Linked DNA regions of Mus musculus: region 1 is linked to region 2. A link is a loop called in an ENCODE intact Hi-C map of the cell type or tissue named here. Cell type or tissue: heart. All regions are shown on one strand.

Region 1 (2,500 bases), 140 kb after region 2:
ACTACACATACTCTTAAAAAGATACAGTCGTTCCTGAGAAGCAGAGAGTTGAATATTTTTTTAAAAAGACATTTTTTTGCACATTAAACAGGAAAAAAGCTCTTCTCTCTCTCTCTCTCTCTCTCTCTCTCTCTCTCTCTCTCTCTCTCTCTCTCTCTCCCCCTCCCCCCCATCCCCAAGGGTTCTCAATTCAGCCTCCAAACCTACCAAAAGTTTCAGAAACAATGACAGAAATAAGCTAACTCCCTTCTATCTTTGGCAGCACAAAAGCTAACTTCATGAAAGCCACCCTTGCCAAGAATTAATGCCATGCAAACCACATCCACATTTGACTGTGACTGCTACATCGGTTCACCACAATATTTACTTGAAAAACATATAATTTGCAGTAGAGAAGAAAGAGAAAGAAGAAAGAGAAAACTCCTGTACCAAAAAAAAAAAGTTTCTTTCAAATGCAAATTAATCCAAAGATATATCTTTCCCTGTTTTTGGAAAATCACTCTAGCATAAGAAAACCATAGTTCGCGTGGGAAAAAAAATATTGGTATATGAACACCCACCAGTTGAAAAGACAATTAAATTGCTGTCAGTTCCCTGAACTACTAAGAAAAGACGACTCCTGACTCTGGAAGCCTTGAGAGTACTTGATTAGCTTCTACTGACCTAAGAAGTCTTCTGGTCCCAGGTAGCCAACAACATTCTTTTCTTCTCCAGTGAGATGCTGGTGTGAACATCAGAGGGCATTGTATTACTGAACTGATCAGAAAATAACATTGTTACTGATCTTCTGAGAGAGAGAGAGAGAGAGAGAGAGAGAGAGAGAGAGAGAGAGAGAGAGAGAGAGGCAAAGCACAATGTAATGGAGCATTCTTCCTGGTAGGGAAAAAAAAAAGTAAAGGCAGCCCTGCTGGACTGAGTTCAAACATAGCTGACAGACTCCGGGAGAATTTACACTGAGCATGCTTGCCTGCGCGGCTTGCATGAGACACTCTTAATGAATATTACTTCCTTCCCACTGGCTAGCCCTGGAAGTCCACACCCTCCCCTCTTTCAGAAGTCAGGAACTTAGCATCAGCCAAAGCCCAGAAAACAGACTTCCAGGGAGGCCTTGTCTCCCTGATCCATAAACTTTCAGGTTATGACCTGCGGGTCAGCATGACAAATAGAACATGGGGTGAGTTTTCTCTGCCCTTGATTATGTTCCCGGCTTTGTGCCTGCCTGTCCGAAATGGCAGCTACCCCAGAGAGAAGAAAAACAGACGGCTGGCTTTTTCTCTAAAGAAAGAGCTGTCCCAAATGCCTGGATAAAGGCCTTTCTCCAGCCAGCTCTGGGAGCCAGGTCAGAAGGAAGGTTTTTCTTGTGACTTAAAATTCATTGCAATTATTTTTAACTTCTGGCTACAATGAACTAAAATGCCTACCAGTTTTGAAAGCTTACCTGTCACCTCTCTCTAAAATGCTGTGTAACTAAATCTAATCTAAGAATACGCTTAGAATCCATTTTAGCCTGATGTGTCTAACATGCGCATTGCATCCGTGGGCATTCAGCCGACACTGTAAGGCAGGTATTTCTTATTGTTGTGGTTGTTGCTGCTGCGGCTGCCACTGTTGCTTTCCATACAATATTTTCCCTTTCCCTAAGACAGAAAGTCTAAAAATTTAAAAATAGGCTATTTTTCTGACGGTCTTGGAAGACAAGATTGTTACTCAGGGAAGAGGGGACGTGGGGAGGGAAGCCTCAGACAGCATTCACAACAAAAACAGAGGGCACTTTCCTTTTTGAGGAATGATATTGAAATCTATTTTATTATCCACCTGATATTTTCAGATTCCCGTTTATAAGTGCCAAATGACAGTTATATAACATTAAATACTCATTTAAATGACAGTGCTTACTTATCCAGCAAGCTCCAGCAAAGCACACACAGAGTTTTGTTTGAAAAACAATGACATTAGAGTTTAAAAGGGCAAAAGAAACTACGCTTACAAAGAAACATTATCCTCGCAAGCCTCTGAGACAAAGCTTGCCTGGCCAGCATTGATCCATGATTGACAAAAGGTATCTGTCTAAACCTGACAAGAAAGCCAGCTTCTCCTAGGGCCTGTAGCCATGACACAGCCATGCTGTGCTTCTGGTTGGTCCTGTTGTCTGAGGCTGTTGTTACACAAACATCTCCTTGCCTCCTGCTCTTGAACAAATTCAGTCACTCACACGTGCCTCCTTTTCTGTAATTCTGAGAATTTTGGGAGTGTTCAGACATGGGACTTGTTTTGTTTGTTTTCATGCTTTCTCTAAGGGAAGAAAAAAGCTGAGCCCCCCTCCCCAACACACATACACACTGCAAGGTGTTTATATGTACGAGAAAGAGAGCAAATGGATTTCTCAGATGTTAGATTAAGCCAGAGAAAAAGAGAGTTTGGAATGGCTGAACCATCCTCATGGCAAGACATCGTAGAGGTCAGAGAGGACCCATGGCACAGCAAAAAGGGCAGGGACCCT
Region 2 (2,500 bases):
TGGACATCATGCTCTCTCCCAGCCATTTAAAAAAAGTATATGGAAATTGTCTGCTTGTCCTCTATGTTCCCAGTGGTCAGTTGCTGTACTTAACACCAGCACCTCCCAGTGCTAACACAGAGCAGGAATTTAGTAAGTGCTTACTGAGCAAAATGAATGTGCCCCCTCGCTCGAGGGCTCTTGCTGGCACAGCCACTCACTTCTTCTCTTTCCCAAGAGTATCATGTAACCTTTGCTCTCAGGAAGTTCTGACTTGCGTTTATCTCAAGTCTCTTTTATGCATATATTTCTGAGTTTTATTTTTTCCCTTCTAATTTCAAAAAACAATTGCTGGTCATGTGCCTCACGCTTATCAGAGTAACTGCAGAAGTCAGCCATTCTACAAAGTCAGCTTTATTTAAGGAATTAAATTGGAAATGAGCATTTGAGATCTCGGGGCCACCTTTCCCTTTTGATAGACAAATAGCAAAGAATTTTTTAGATGAAGTTTGAGACAGACACAGAGGTACACCTGTAATCCCAACACTCTACAGGCTAAGGTGGGAGAACCATAAGTTGGAGGTTAGCCTATGCTACAGAGTGAGACCTACCTCGAAAATGATACCTAGAGGATTTTGATCAGCTAGAGTCTTGGCATTACAGTGACGTTTTGAGGTGAGCCTCCAATATGCCATGCTTATATTACATGTGTAAGTATATGTTTAAGGGACAAATGTGTAAGAACCTATTGTCAAGAGCTGATCAGACTAGAACAGGGAACCATCGGAAGGCAAGAAAAGCAAACCTTTTCTCTCTGTGGTCCTTTGTTTAAAATCACTAACTCATTGGTGAGGATGCAGGAAAGTCCCAAGAGTTTAAACAACACAATGAACCAAAAATCAAACTTGAGAAAACTGGGACGGGGGTAGGGGTGGGGGGTGGGGGCTGTCAATTGGTACAAATTGAGGATGTGATGAAAGTCCATTAAAGGACAAATGTCATATGCCCGTTGCCCTTTCAAAAGAAATGTTTGTGCGTTTTCACTGCTAAAGCAAGTTTCCACTGACCACACATTCAGAAAGCTAGCAAGAATTGCCCTTCAGCAGCCCTCAAACTGGCAGACTCCTTCCTTCTGGCCAGTGAGCTCAGGGTCTGCGTGACTGCAAGGCAAGTCATTTGGGGACACTGGAATTCTGAGCTAGGAGCCAGACGAGGCAACAAAGATAAGGTCTGGACAGAAACCTGGCAGCCTAAGCAACATCTGCTGGGACCAAGGGTTTGGCTCTGGCTCCTGCCGGGCTTGCTAGGGCTGCAAGCCGGGAAGCAGGCCTGTGGTGCTCCTGACAGCAGGTGGCGCAGGAGAGCAAAAACCAAACCCGGCAGGACCCAAGAGGAAGCAGGAACCATTGTGTTCTTCCGGCCTTTGCAAGTAAGCACCATTGTCAAGGGAGGCCACGGAGACCATGCTCGCCTCTTAACGTTCCACACATTTCCTCGGTGGGGTACAAAGTTACATGTGGGTCTTTCTCAGGGAAAGAAAAAAACAAGATGGGCCTAGAGATAAACCTTTCAGGAAATGTGCCACGAAAATCCAAGATTCAACATTGTACATTGATTTCAGAAGCCGGAGCTGAAAGGTGCAAACCACTCTGAACTCTGAGACAGGGCATGACCAAAGTTCAGTTTCTGAAGTTCCATCCACATCTAAAAAACAAAACCAAAACAATAACAAGGAAAACACCCACCTAACGTGACTGGCGGCAGTCTAGAACGCAACAGTTTTGAATAGCCACAGCAAGAAAGAAAACACAGGTGCATCTTTAATGAGACTAAAAGAAGCAACTTTAATGTCTCTCTCCTTCTAAGCTTGTCTCCAAATACATCCTTTGTGGGAAAAGGCAGTGTAAAGGCTCCCTTCCCACATAAATACCCAGAATTCCTCATATTCTGTGTTCCACAGGGAAGAGAAATTAGTCCTTCTTGTTCATTCTTTTTTGTTTTTTTTTGTTTTGGGGGGGTTGCTTGTTTGTTTGTTTTTCAAGACAGGGTTTCTCTGTATAGCCCTGGCTGTTCTTGTTCATTTTTATAGTATCACAAATTTAAGAACCTTATGCAGTAGAAGATTCTAAGTGCTGGCGGTGGGGGTGTACCTGACGTACAGGGTACAAAAGAGCCCTTCTTCTCAAATACACAATACCCCGTGAGCCTCAAAGCAGTAGGGGGCAAAGATGTTCTTCAGCTGTGTAGGTTGGCTTGGGGGGAAACCGTGAGTAAACGAGAGGAATTTTCCTTGTTTTTCCACTTGGTTTCCTTTTGTGTTGGGATTTCTTACACAGGCAAGGAGCTCTCTAAGCACCAGTGTTATATAAACCAGTGTTCAAAGTTTATGTAAGCGTGGAGAGCAAAGAGCTCCCTGGCTTAGAGAAAGTTGGTGGAACATTCAATGCATTTGTTCAACATTCAAGGCTCCCCAAAGCTTCTGGACGTTTTGCTTCACTAGTAGATGTGTTCTGGATCTATC

The links. A loop is a pair of places that touch in the nucleus more often than their neighbours do. Peaks named below come from ENCODE experiments on the same cell type or tissue, not always from the same donor. Only the 100,000 strongest peaks of a DNase experiment are listed, where the experiment ranks them.
Region 1: a loop joins it to region 2, with 2.5 times the contacts of the local background. A loop is called at or near these places in 4 of 42 quality-filtered maps.

The regions. Positions count from the first base shown.
Region 1 is chr9:41,325,539-41,328,038 of GRCm38, reverse strand. No RefSeq gene overlaps it. Among named protein-coding and RNA genes, the nearest start is that of Gm25401, 13 kb to the left of the region's middle. In heart, no CTCF peak of the experiment used is centred here; a DNase peak (open chromatin) is centred at 998; H3K4me3 peaks cover 1,305 bases; H3K27ac peaks cover 1,895 bases.
Region 2 is chr9:41,460,749-41,463,248 of GRCm38, reverse strand. The region is part of intron 3 of Mir100hg (Mir100 Mirlet7a-2 Mir125b-1 cluster host gene); the gene reads right to left. Among named protein-coding and RNA genes, the nearest start is that of Mir100, 69 kb to the left of the region's middle. In heart, no CTCF peak of the experiment used is centred here; a DNase peak (open chromatin) is centred at 1,228; H3K27ac peaks cover 1,074 bases.